Linked DNA regions of Homo sapiens: region 2 is linked to region 1. A link is a contact called in ENCODE Hi-C data. All regions are on one chromosome and are shown on one strand. Each heading gives the region's core, a stretch centred on a gene start or an enhancer-like site at or near the end of the contact. The rest is flanking DNA. Distances are from core to core; before and after follow the strand shown.

The links. Hi-C counts contacts between places; a loop is a spot of excess contacts on that map. Pooled maps may share reads with other maps.
Region 2: a loop to region 1 is called in a map of B cell, with 31 times the contacts of the local background. The contact joins the promoter of ZFHX3-AS1 here to the promoter of MON1B in region 1. A Hi-C loop is called at or near these places in 4 of 168 maps with a recorded cell type or tissue (B cell, CD4-positive, alpha-beta T cell, CD8-positive, alpha-beta T cell and 1 more) and 8 of 50 pooled maps.

What each region holds. Positions count from the first base shown.
Region 1 is chr16:77,188,687-77,195,597 of GRCh38, reverse strand. MON1B (MON1 vesicular trafficking associated B) reads right to left here and starts at 4,408. Exons shown (of 6, transcript NM_014940.4): 1 at 4,340-4,408; 2 at 3,965-4,122; 3 at 1,821-2,147; 4 at 444-1,263; 5 at 1-63. The coding sequence starts at 4,112. It overlaps LOC124903725, which reads left to right and starts at 5,032. Exons shown (of 1, transcript XM_047435021.1): 1 at 5,032-5,690. The coding sequence starts at 5,032. The coding sequence ends at 5,376. RefSeq lists enhancers at 4,257-4,306, 4,327-4,616, 3,742-4,690.
Region 2 is chr16:72,662,011-72,668,847 of GRCh38, reverse strand. ZFHX3-AS1 (ZFHX3 antisense RNA 1) reads right to left here and starts at 3,715. Exons shown (of 4, transcript NR_171704.1): 1 at 3,515-3,715. It overlaps LINC01572 (long intergenic non-protein coding RNA 1572), which reads left to right and starts at 3,878. Exons shown (of 14, transcript NR_126330.2): 1 at 3,878-3,956. RefSeq lists enhancers at 3,917-3,976, 4,017-4,136.

The DNA.
Region 1 (6,911 bases), core at 3,159-5,658:
TGGTACAGGTCCGACAGCCGCTGCCGCTCCTCCTCTCTGCTGTAGGGGGCCTCTAGCTCAGGGCTGCCATGATGGAGGGAGGTGGAGGACAAGGTTAGTCCAGGGCCTTCTTGGCTGGCCCATTTCCTCCCTCAGTCTAGAGATTTCAATGAAGTTAGGGAGCTGAGCCTCTCCCATGAGACTTGAGGATTCTCAGGGGTTGGAGGCTGACCTTCCCTCATCAAACTAGGAGATTCCCTGAGTACTAGGGCCCTGCTGTCCACCAGAAGAGGGGGATTCCTTTAGGTCTGTGGCTGATGCTCCATCATCAGACAGAGACTTGTTCTCTTCCCTCTTTCTTAAGCATGGCTGGTTATCTCTCCTGAGTCACATCCCTGAGATGCTGAACTTCCTGGTTTGACAGGCCTTCCCACCCAGCCAGTTGCCTTAGGGTCAGGGCCTACCTGGTAAACTGGGGCAGTTGGCGGTGGTGGTCAGGGATGTCCAGCGGCTTATACAGGAAGTGCCGGAGGCCCGGCGCCCCGACAGCCTGCACGCTGTAGGCAGGAGCACTGGCTGATGAGGCATTAGAGAAGCTGGCAGCCTCCCCAAGGGCACGCATGGCACCAAGGGCATGCATCCCATCTTCAACCAGGCGCCGGCAGGCGGCCATGGCATGGAAGGCTTCACGTTGGGTGCCAAGCAGCAGCAGGCAGACAGGCATAGCATCCAGGCGGGCCACGTAGGCGTAGAAAAAACCATCAGGGTTGAAGCGGGGCAGGCACACAGGTGCCCAAGCCTCACCCGCCGCAAAGGCTGGTGCACCCACCCAGTCGAGCAGCAACTGCAGGTCAGCTGGGTCCAGCCGGCACTCGGCCAGCACATTTCGCTCCTGGGCTGCTGTTATAAGTCGACCGCCTACTGCCAGCACTGACAGCGCCAGGCCAGGCGCTGTGCAACGTCGGAGGAGCGCACCTAGTGCGTCTCGCAGCGGGCGGGCAAGGGGCACACAGCGCACGGCACCCAGGAGCAGGGCTCCTGGGTCCTGCTCCATACTGTCCAGAAGTCGGTCCAGTGTGCGCTCTGAACCAGCCAGCAGGCGGCGGAGGTCATAGTTCTGCTTGTGTGCGAAGATGCGGGCGACACTTGCACGTGTAAGTGTGCTCACGATCTGTGCGTGCACAGCTAGCAGCTCCCCCCGCAGCTGGGCTGCTGACTGAGAAGTCCGTGACATGGCCACGAGCAACAGTGGGCCCTGTTGTAGGAACACCAGCTTGTGGTCCTCTAGGGAAGGAAGGGGTAAGAAGGGGGGGTACAGCTGGATCAGGAATGACCAGAGGGAGACAGTGGGGCTCTTCTGCCCTCTCCTACCATACACACACCAGGCCCGAGTCCACATGCTCACTCTGTGGGCACCTGGACTGGGGTAAGGACAAGCTGGAGGAATCTGGACATTTGCAGAGACATGATGGGATGGACAAAGGAACAAGTAGGTTAGATACACAGCAAAGACCACGGGCAGGCGGGTAGAGATGGTACAAGGGCTGACACAGAGCCAGAAAGACACAGCTCAACCACACAGCCCCCACAGTTATCCTCTCAGGTGACACAGAAGTATCCAGCTAGTCACTGAGATCCCAGCAAGTCAATCACTAAGAAACCAGCAGGCCAGACAGAGATGAACCCCCCCACCTCCCGCCACTGACAGAGCTCTGGCTGACCATCCACACACATGGACCCAACCCTGGCTGGCTGGATAGTGCCTGAGGCAGACAGACCTACCCGTGCCAGCCATATTCCCAGTCACTGTCCCCCATTCTGCCTCCCACCTGTTTGCTCACCAGCGTAGATGGCACGGATGGCATCTCCCGCACTCTGCACAAAGGACACCAGGGCGGTCATTACACCCATGGTAGCCGACAGCGCCTCCACACTACCATACCGCGAGTAGATGGGCTTGCCAGCCTCACTCAGCACAAACACATGCTTCCGCTGGCTGCGCCACTCCTCATCACTGGGGTCCCCGCCCTGGCCTCCAGAGCTACTCTCAGGGCTACATGTGGGACTATTCTCAGGGGCTGCAGGACTCCAGAGCCGAGAGGTGCTTGACAGGGCCTCTGACTGGGGCGGTGGTGATGGGCTGGGTGGCTGGTCCTTGTCCTTGGATCCTGAAAGGGAGCCCCTGGTGGGTCATCTGCATGTGAACTCCTAACTAATCCCACATCCCCAAGGACCCACCAAATATCTACTAGCCCCTCCATGACCCCTGCATGCTGACGCAGAACTCCAAGTGTCTCCTATGCCCCTCAATGACCCGATGACTGCCCTAGGACCCCGCAATGATCTCCACTAACATTTAGGTTCCAATGAACTTCCTAAAACCCTAATAAACCAACATATTCTCATTGTTATTCCACTGGACTTGCTATGTTCCTACAGACCAATTACTTCCCTTTCAATCACTGTTATTCCAAAGTCTTCAAAGCACCCCATTGACTCTGGATGACGATTATTCATCTTCAATGATCCCCCATTAACTCCTCTGACCGCTATTTTTTCTCCTGATATCTGCTCACCCAATGGCCACCATTAACATCTATTAATATCTTAACTGTTTGAATGCCCCAACCCCCGCTACTACCCTATCAGTGATGCCCACTGATACCTGATGACCCCTACTAACTCTCCTGGTTGCCCATTTATATTCTTGGTAATGTCCACTATTTCTCCCAATGACTGTCGTTAATATCCACTAACACCCAGATATTTAGGACTCCCCTAATCCACTATTCACTCCCACTGTGGTTCACAAACACCCCAATGACCCCACATTAACAATCATTAACACCTGGTTTTTCAATGACCCTCCATGACTGCCCTGATCCACAAGTTATTCTACTCCATGTCTACTCCCCCCTACCCCCAACAATGACCATCATTAACCTCCACTAACACCCAGCACTTCAGAGACCTTCAGTCACTCCCCTGACCACCTTCAATCTCATTGGTATCCACTCCCCTCCCTACAGTAACCATCATAATATCCACTAACACACAAGACTTTAATGACTTCCATTGCCCCTACCCATGACCATCATTAACATTCACTAAAACCCACAACTTCAACAGCCCCTACTGACACATCCATTTATTCCCATTGATTTCCATTCATCCCCCAATGACAACCATTATTATCCATGTGCAACTATGTCTCAATAATTTTCCCATAAAATCCCAATAATTGCATATTCTGTCACTGACATTCACTGACACTCCCATGTCCCCAAATATCTTTACTCCCTCCTAATAACTGCTCTTACCTGCTATTAATTCCCAAGTCCTCAACCTCCCCATCCACATTTATTCTCAGTGAGGTCCACTGATCCTTCCCAATGACTCCATTTACATCCACTAATTCCAAAGTGATCAATGGCACAGACTTCTCAGTGACTTCCATTAAATCTCAAATGAACAACTTTACACATCCACTAACATTTGGTCCCTTAAAGACTTCCCCAACAGTCTACAAGTGACTTCAATGATGTAAATACTCTGAGTGCCCATCGAACTCCACTGATTCCCCTTCCCACTTCTATTATTTAATAAATAACACCCTACTCCTCAAAAACACTAACTTCTCAACAGTCCTCCTCTGTTGAGTCTATTGACTTTCTTCAGCGCATTCTTTGATCTAAACACTCTAAATCCTCAGTGACCCTCTTTGGTCCTAACAGCCCCCTTTTTGATTCCTCAATGACCTAAACTCACACCAAACCCCCAGTGAACATCCGTTGACAGCCAATGACTTCCTCAATGATGTAAACTACACCATGTGTCCACAGTGACCTCCTCCTGACCCGGCGATGGTTTAAGCCACTTCTCTTAAGTCCCAAGACTCCCTACTGGTCACCCACTGACCCTTCCCCCGTCCAACAATGACAACCCCTAAGGATTCCTTTTAAGACCCCACTAAGTGGAGTCATACCTGTTTCCTCCAGGCCCTCGTCTTCGGGATCCGGCGGGACCGCGTGAACCCCTCCACCTTCTCTAGCTTCCTCACTGGGGAACTGCGTGTCCTCCAAGTCCTCCGCGCCCCCGGGGGCCGGGGCAGCAGTGTCTCCTCCGACCTCCATCTGCACATCCCTGAGTGGGAGGGGAATCGAGGGTGACGGGCGGTGAAAGAAACTTCTGAAAAGCCTTTATAGAGTCAGGCCCCCTTGGACACACTCCTACTGCTCATTTCCCCACGGATTTCAATAGGACGAGACATCCAAAATCATGCCCAAATACGTCCCCCCTCCAACACTTTCCGAAAAGAGGAGACTCTACTGGGCCTCAGGAAATAGAGATATACAAACACCTGTTTTAACTCCGAATCTCAATTGGCCGGATACCATTACTTCCCCGTAGCGGCGGTGGCATCACACTTCCGGGTGCGGCCCGGGAGGTGCCACACTTCCGGGTACGACCCCTCCCAGAAGACACTTCCGGTTGCGGAGCTTTATTGGCTCCTCGCGGCGTCCCTCTCCCGCCGCCTACGGGTGTCCCCTCATAGTTGAGATGGCGCGGGCCACTTCGGATCTACGTCAGGTCTGTTCGGGAGCGCAATGAGACCTCTCTGCACTCCTTTCAACGGATCTGGCTACGGCTGCTAACCCGGGAGAGCGAGGCCCACTTCGCTTACCAGTGGTTGGCGTGAGGGGGGACGCGGCTCGCTCTAGCCAATCCCGGAGTACATAGGGCGCGACCGTCTTCTTTCTGGGCCAATCGAGATGAGCCGCCTCATTTCCCCGCTGTCTACTCCCCCCGCCAAATCCTAACCAATACTGTGCGTTGTGTTGCGTTTGCACACGCCCATCCATTGATTGACGTCTCCCTCGACCCAATCGAAGACTCGAGCCTATTCCTTGTTTCACAAGAGGACTTTTGCAGCGTCAGTCCCGATGGATACCTGTGCCGGACCCACAAACGGGCTCTCCCAGAACTGAGGCAACTCCACTTTCTCTTATCCCTTAACCCTGCCAAGAAAGTCAAGGGAGGGGAGAGGCGCGAATGCTTGACGGGCAGTCGCCGCTTCTAATCAGCGTGCCGCGCCAGCAGCTCCGTACCCTGCCGGGTTCCCACGTCTACCTGCAGCTGGGGGAAGAACTCTGCCAGCCCAGGGCAGGGGCGGGCACTCACTTGGACCAGGACCTGCCCGACGCCCCCGGTCCGCCGGGCGAACGGGTCGTCACTTTCTGTGATCAGTTTGGGAAAAGGCTTGGGGGCCCTGCCACGGGCCAGTGTGGGAACCCAGGGTTCGAATTCCCGCCCCGACGCTGCTTCCGGACCGAAAGCCCCCTGAACGCCTTGCCCCAAGTGCCCTGGGCCTTGGTTTCTCCATCAGTGAAACAATGATGGGAATCGCTTGACGTGAAGTGAGTGGAGGTGCTGGCACACTTCGAGTGATTGCTAAGGGGAAGCCTTTGGTACTAGTTAGGATAATTATTTTAATTACAGTATAGTTAGGGTAATGAATTCCAAATACCAGTGTAGCATCATGTGCTTTATATACAATAGGTAATCGATAAGTAATAAATATTAAATTTATATAACAGAAACAATGGATAAATTTATGTGCATACAAAATATATTTACCTAATACATTTAGAAGTATATAATATATAATAAACATGTAAAAAAGTACAATAAAATAACATCTCATAAGCAAACTTATTTATTAATCTCGCTGTGTTACCCAGGCTGGAGTGCAATGGCAAAATGTTATTGACTCATTGCAGCCTCCGTCTCCCGGGTTCAAGCAATTCTCCTGCCTCAGCCTCTGGAGTAGCTGGGATTACAGGTGCCCGCCACCACGTCCGGCTAATTTTTGTATTTTTAGTAGACATGGGGTTTCGCCATGTTGGCCAGGCTGGTCTTGAACTCCCGACCTCAGGTGATTCACCCGCCTCAGCTTCCCAAATTGCTGGGATTACAGGAGTGAGCCATCATGCCCAGCCCAGGGCTACACACTTTAAACAACCAGATCTCGCAATAACTCCCTCAGTCACTGTCACCAAGAGGATGATGCTAAACCATTCATGAAGGATTCACCCCCAAGATCCGATCAACTCCCACCAGACCCCACCTTCAATAATGGGGATTACCATTCGACATCAGATTTCGGTGGGAACATAGATCCAAACCTTATCAGGGGAGTAGAGGAATAGTTACGCCTTCATCTAGCTTTGTCAATCTGCATTTTTACCTCAGAGGAAGCAATCAGATATGCATTTGTTTCAGGTGAGCAGAGGGATGACTTGGGGTTCGCTCCTTTGTCTCGCACCTGTGAAGATAAACTATCAATTTACGTTGTCAGGGTAAAATTCAACAGAACCGTTTTAGGGTAAAGATCTTGCAGCCCACAAGGAATCCCTAGAGGGCAAATTATGAGGGAAGTATGTAGCTTTATCTTTGTAAATATCTTATTTAGGGATAAACTGGGAGGCAGGTTTGCCTGATGCAGTTCCCAGCTTGACTTTTACCTTTGGCTTAGTAATTTTGGAGTCCTGAGATTTATTTTCCTTTTACACCTGCCTTGTATTTCAACAAAACCATATCACAATTAGGCTCCTTTTAAAAATTCTTGCTGATGTGCTCTGTGAACTTTAAAGATTGTTTTCCAGGGAAAATGGCAGAACTAAGAACAATTGTCACACAGTCTCTTATCTGAAACCCTTAGTGCCAGATGTGTTTTAAATTCACACATTTTCCTGATTTTAGAAATGAAATTAGGTGCATGTGCCATGTATTATATAGAGCCCAGCAAGGGACTGGGAAACACCTGATAACTAAACTCATTTTTTCTGAGTGAAACTTTTTATTACTCCCAGTAAGAGAAACACTAAACCGTCTTATGTTAGTTTAGTTCAGGTTTTACCTCCAAGTGAGCT
Region 2 (6,837 bases), core at 2,466-4,965, 4.5 Mb after region 1:
AATCTTTTTAAATCAACAACCCATGTAAGACTTAGGCATACTACATTTTGAGAACTACTGCATTATATCAATTTTCACCTAAGTCTGCTCATTCTACCTTCTCAGTGTTTCTCATCCATTTATCTCCTATTGTCTCTACCCTAGTTCAGGGCTGCTTCATCTCTTAGCTGGACATCTGTAATAGGATTTTCCTGCCTTTAGGATATTTCCCACTTTAATTCATCCTACACACTGGAGTCTTATTAATCTTACTAAATTGCAGCTCTGCTCATTTAATGTGACAACAATTTACTGAGAGCATACTATATACTAGGTGCTCTAGGGCAGTAGATTCTAAATGGTGTGATCACCAGATTTATTAAGTGAGGGAAAACTTTTCAAAATAGAGATCCTCCACCACCTCTCCAGGCCTACTTAATTACAATCTTCAGAGCTAGAATTAAGACAAGTTTCTTTTTAAAAAGTTCCCCAATTGACTCCTTTGGGTAACACTAGATGCTTTTGAATAACATTAGACTGGAACAAATAAAGATTATGACATTCTTGTGTATTTCAGAACGTACTGGGAGGGATATGAACATAAGCAAATAGCTACCATATAATATGCCGATTAATGATATATTAGAGGTACCAAGTGCCATGAAAAGATTAATTCGAACTGCATTAAATACCTTCAGCACCACACCCAGCTGGATGAAATCTGTTTGTCCTGTAATCTTCCATAGCACTTTATCTATAATCCTCTTATGGTCTTCTTTCATCTTGCTCAATAATTATTTTTTTATTTGTCTCATTTCCTCTACCCTTGTACTTGAGGCCACAGTCTTGGTCTTTGTGGTGCATGTAGTCTGACAAGAAATTTTTTTTGGAGTTCAAATTTATTTACACGATAAAGTTACACAAAAAATTAAATTTTGTAAAGTTAGGTATTTAATAAATGATCTCAAAAATAGGTCCTTGTAACTCTAGGATATATGTAGCCAAACGTATGGATCTTAATCCCTGCATGGCACTTAGTACAGTTCCTTTAACACAACAAGTACTCAATAAAAAAAGCTGTGCATAAACCAATGGGGTCTGGGAAAAATGTATTTGGATATGCAATAAAAATACTTAATATGTCCAATATCCACCATCAGGTTATGATTCCAAACGAAGTAACATGGTGGTGGTTTTTGCAAACTGATAACCTGTAAGTCAAAACCAGCCAAACTGTTTTGTTTGGATGGCTCGGGTGGGGATGGAGGGTTGTTTACAATTTTAATTTGAATGTCTTCTGTCTGGGCAAATATACTTTGAATTGCCACAGGCCCTACCACTTCCTATTATCTTACACTAATCTGACTTACACATTTATGCTATCTATAGGTCTAAAAATGGGAGTTCTGAAAGGTGACAGATAATTGCTCCCAATCATTTCTGCTTTTTGAGTCTTGGCTACTGTTATGGCCTTGAGTCTCCCCAAAAGTTATATGTTAAAGGTGTAACCCCTAGTACTTCAGAAAGTAACCCTATTTGGAGATAAGGTGTTTGAAGAGGTAATTAAGCTAAAATGAGGTCTTTAACACGGGCCTAAATCCAGTAGGGTTGGTGTGCTTACAAGGAAAGAAAATTTGGACACAGGTGTGCACACACATGGAGAAAACAGCACATGAAGACAAAGAGATGAGACAGTGATCTGAGTCAAGGACAGAGACCTCAGAAAGAAACCAACCCTGCTGATACCTTGATCTTGAACTTCTAGCCTCCAGAATTGTGAGAAAATAACTTTCTGTTGTTTAAGCCACCTAGTCTGTGGCATTTTGTTATGTTTGCTCTAGCAAACTAATATGGATCTCAACTATATTTAGTATTAATCTTGGCAGTTTTACATCAAAACTTATTTGTTCAAGTCTGTCTGCCAGGTACATGGTGAACACAATTCTGAGTAGTTTAGGGTTTAGATGATGCAAGTTATATGTAAGATATATTCATAAACATAAATAAGAAACATTATAAAGAATACAAAAAAATGCCAAATAAAGACTATTATAGGCATTCAGGAGGGAGAGAGGTGACTATGGACTAGGTCACAAAAGATTCACAATTTGACCTGGGTCTTAAAAGCGTAAGTAGGATTCAGCCAAGCTGAGGAGAGAGGACATCAAGGAGATAACAGTGAACAATGCCAAATACATGTCTACTACCGGAGGAAATTTATTTTTCTCCTTTTAAGTACCTCTATGTTCAAGTTTCTTTTCTGTGCTTTCTAACCTCTAAGATCACTATATATTTTTAAATGAATGGTGTAAGTCCTTACAAAATTTAGGCATTTTTTTTTCTTGTCAGATAAATAACAGTTCAACTGACTTTGTTCAGTACAACACTGACATCCAAAGGATACTCGGGTTCATCTGAAGGCCTCTTGGGCTTCTGCTGAGTTGGTTTGATTTTCAAATGGTCTATGTAGGCAGTAAGCTGCTCATGGAACATTCTCTTTTGAAACCCTGGGCATTTTTTGATCTCTTACCCATTTATCAAATCTCATCACATTAAATGGCTCCACAATGCAGGTGGCCTGTGTTTTCCTAAGTGCCTCCTCTTCTTAAGAATGTATTACTCAGTTCATTAATGTTTCATACTTAAGTATTCTGTGTATTTAATTTTTTATTTAATGAAATTTCTAACCTTCAGGCTGACGAATTATTCAGAATGTTTCATCCAAGCTGTTGGAAAAGTGCTCATTAGCAGGGAGTTTTGAAGATGGAATTTTAAGAAAGGGGTTGGCAGGATCCCAAACACATATAGATCTAAGCTTTCATAAATGCTTCCCTACCTTAGCTATGGAGGAAGAAATTGTTGATAAGCAGATAAGTTTTGCTTTAGTTTTTACATTTTAGTGACAATAACAATGATTTCTGTGGTCTGATAAAAGATGTTCGTTTAAAGAGTTATCTGCAGAAAGCTGTGTGGTCACTAATGTTTACTTTCATTGACAAATGAGATCGTCTTGTGTGGGACTATCATCATCAAATGAGACACAACTGAAACTAAAGCAGCCATGCTTACCATTCGGTTTAAAATTTTTAAAATTAAAATAATGCTCCTAACGAAAGGAGTCTCAGCTGAATTAGTTTGAGTGTTGGCATGGACTGGGCTCAAATCACCTGCTCATCTTTAACACCTGCCTTCAGATTTATGGGCGATTAAGAACTTAAGTCTGAGAACCTATGAGACTGTCACAGAAAATAAAATTTCAGTTCTTCGTCCATTAACTGGTTCAGATGAAATTTGGGGTCAGAAACAACCAGAACGTTAAATTTCATTGTAAACTTAAATCGCATTCAATGGTTAAAGACTACAAAATGTATGTAGTGCAGTTAAAAAACCTCACACAGCAAGAGGTTATTGAATGTTTAAAGATCCAAAATTTCAACTTTTTGTGGTTAAGTACAGTTATGTTGGGTAACAAAGTTGACAGCAGGTTTCTGTTACCCCCCTGTTGGAGGAGGAGGAGGCGCTACCACACGCTTACCTTAGGGAAATAACGTGCACTTTATAACCGTTCAGGTAAATCGTTGGGTGAGAAAGAAGAATAAAGGACACAGCCGGTGGAGGGACCCCAGCACACAGTCCCGTGGGTGCTCCGGAGGAAACGGCCGCAGCCCCAAATCTCCTAGTCTCTCTAGCAGGGAGTTTTCCCGCGGAGTCTCGCCTGGCGGCCGGAAGCCACCTCAAGCCGCCCACCCGGAAGCCGTCGTCTTGGCAACTGGGTATCGTCCCACCCCCTTTTCTTAGCAACGCCTATCGCCTTAGACGTCTGAGGTCAGCCGAGCCTCGATTGGTTCCTCTGTCTTTCACTCTGGGAGACGTTTGAGACCCAGCGTCTCTAGATCTCGTATTTGAATTTGTGGCGCTTGGTGTCCGCGAGTTGCCGAATGAAGCTGAGCGTCTCAGTGGAACCAGGGATCTCAGGGGTGAGCGACCGCGAGGGGAGAGCGACGAAAAGGGCGGCCGGAGCTGGAGGGGCGCGGAGTTAAACAAAAAAGGGCGGCCGGAGCTGCAGGGGCGCCGAGTTAAACACGTCATTTCCAGATGGGGGGCTTCAGGCGAGCTGCTTAGCTCCCCTGAGGCAGGCCCTCCGTCTGTTCGCCTTTTCGTAGCCTCTGAGTTTTTCCCTCACGTCGTTTTCCGGCAGTCCCAGAGACGCCACGCCTGCCCCCGTTCTGTTGCCCCTGATGGAAGGCTCCTCTTAACGCTACCTTCCCTCTTTCACAAAATGTCTCTCAGCTTCCTTATTTCGACGTGCTTACACCTCCCCCAAGTATAATTCACTCCCCACTGATGTCTTTGGTAGTTTCATCCTCGTCTTCATCACTAATACTATGAGACACGGGGTGCGTGCACTTGACGATGTAGAAAAATGGTTTTCGCGCAACCTGGTGAGCGTCCCACACCTCACAAATTGAATCCAAAAAATTCCTTATTCATAAAAGATGCTGCTGTCCTACTCTTCCCGACCGGGAATATCATGACGTGGAAAGCAGCAAGTGACAGCGTTTTATAAAGCGCTACAAAAGTAAGCTATTGATGCGTTCACATCGGAAACATAATTGTTTTGTTTTCGGTCGGACCCTCTGGATCCATAGGTTTCGTATTGGGTTTATGGATACTGTTCAGACTTTGAAATGAATAATGCCAAAAGTTACGTTGGAGGACAAACTGAGGATTGATCCCAAGCACAAAAGTAACCACTGATTAAAACCTTCTCTTCATTAACCTTTAGCTTCTTTGTCTATTGTGATACTTCTCCCACCCCGGTGGATTTAATTTCCATTGAGATTTATGAACATTTTAGGAGTTTACAGTCTAAATAGACAGCTTTCCCCACCTCTCCTGTATATGACCATGAAAATCCTCTATTAACTTTCCAGTTTGATAATGCAGTATGAGCTTCTATATGCTTAGCCTCTAGAACAGAGATTCTTTTGGGGGTGGGGGGTCTTAGTCCTGTTTAAGACCCAGAGGAAAACCTTGGAGCTTTTCTCCAGAATATGACACATACACACAAAATTTTGTATTAGTTTTAGAGAGTTGTATTTTGTTTTAGTAGAAAAGAGATCTGACTTTGTTGCTCAGACTGATCTCCAGTGTCAGCCTCCCAAAGGGTTGGGATTACAAGCGTGAGCCGCCGAGCCCAACCCTGTTTTAGGGAGTTTTAGATTCTGTTTTGAAATGTGGATATTAGTGGGACCCCAGTCCAATTCTACACGTTTATTTATATATATACACACACGTATGTCTATATATATAATTATATATATTTACATAATATATATCTATGTATATAATTTTTTTAAGTAGAAATAAGCAGCGAAACAGTGTTTTAACTTCTACCGAATGGCTGTCATTTCTTAGTTTTAAGACTTGTAGTTCGGAGGGAGGTGGAATGAGAAGGCTGAAAATTTTACATGAGCTCTGATTTAAGGATATTAGAAAAGTCATTTCTAAGTGTGGCGGTCCACGCCTGTAATCCCAACCAACACTTTGGGAGGCTGAGGTGGAAAGACTGCTTCAGCCCAGGAGTTCGAGACCAACCCAGGAGTTCAAGACGATAGTCGGACCCCATCTCTACAAAAAAATTTTAAAATTAGCCAGCCGTGGTGGTGTTCGCCTTGCTCCCAGCTACTCAGGAGGCTGAGGTGGGAGGATCACTTGGGCCGGGGAATTCCAGGCTGCAGTGGCCAATGATCGTGCCTATCTCCAAAACAAACAAACAAAAAACAGAGAGATAAAGGTAGTAAGGTAGTATATGAGCACAGGGGCATACCAAAAAATAAGTTCACAAGGTATTGCATCCAGAGTCTTTTTGAATTAACAAGAAATAGGAAAATTCTTGATCAACATGAAGAGTGAAAATAGTTTGTGTGCCTTAATTTTTTGGATGTTTTATATTAAAATAATTTTATGGTGAATTCTACCAGCATATACCTGAATATAATCTCATAATCTTCTTCCTAACCATCTCAGGCATTATCTTTCACATGAGAACATTAGCTTACCTGAAATTTGCTTTTATATATGATGTGAGGAATGGCTTTAACTAAATTTTTTTTCACTGTTCGGTTGCCATTTTGGGGAGATTGGTCTTCAGTTTTGCTTTATTTTGATTGTCTGGTTTTAGAATTAGGGTAATGGTGTCTGACATCTTTAAGTGATCTGGGATGTGTTGTATTCTTTACTTCTTGAAAAAGTTTGTATAAGATTGGCATTGCATTGTTAAGTGTTTGATAGAATACATCCATCTATGTAGATCCATATTTTCATAATTTTCCTTCAGTTTGAATAACTTCATTTATTTAATACTGCATGTAGGTGAAGGATTCTGTCAGTGTTTGTTTCTTAGAAAATGTTTTTATTTAACTTTCATTTTTGAAAGATTTATTTTTAAACTGGATATATAATTGTAGGTTGACTTTTTTTAGCACTTTAATATTCTATTGTCCTCTGGCTGTTGTTTTTAGATATTTGGTGTCATTCTTATCTTTGTTCTCCTGTATATAATGTCTCCCCCAACCCCATCCCACCTCACCCTCACTTTTGAAAAAACAAAGTCGGGCATATTTAGTCATAATTTGCATATGGTAAAGTTGACTCTTTTAAGGAATACTGTTCTATGAGTTTGGACAAATGTGAAGAGTTGTGAACTATCACAATCATTTTTAGTATATCTGTAAGTCTGTAAAGTCTCATGCACTTATTATCGATTTTCTATCCTCACCATTGGTCCCTAGCAACCCTTGATCTGATATCTACTGCTATAGGTTTGTGTTTGGAGGCATCATGTTAGTGGAATCA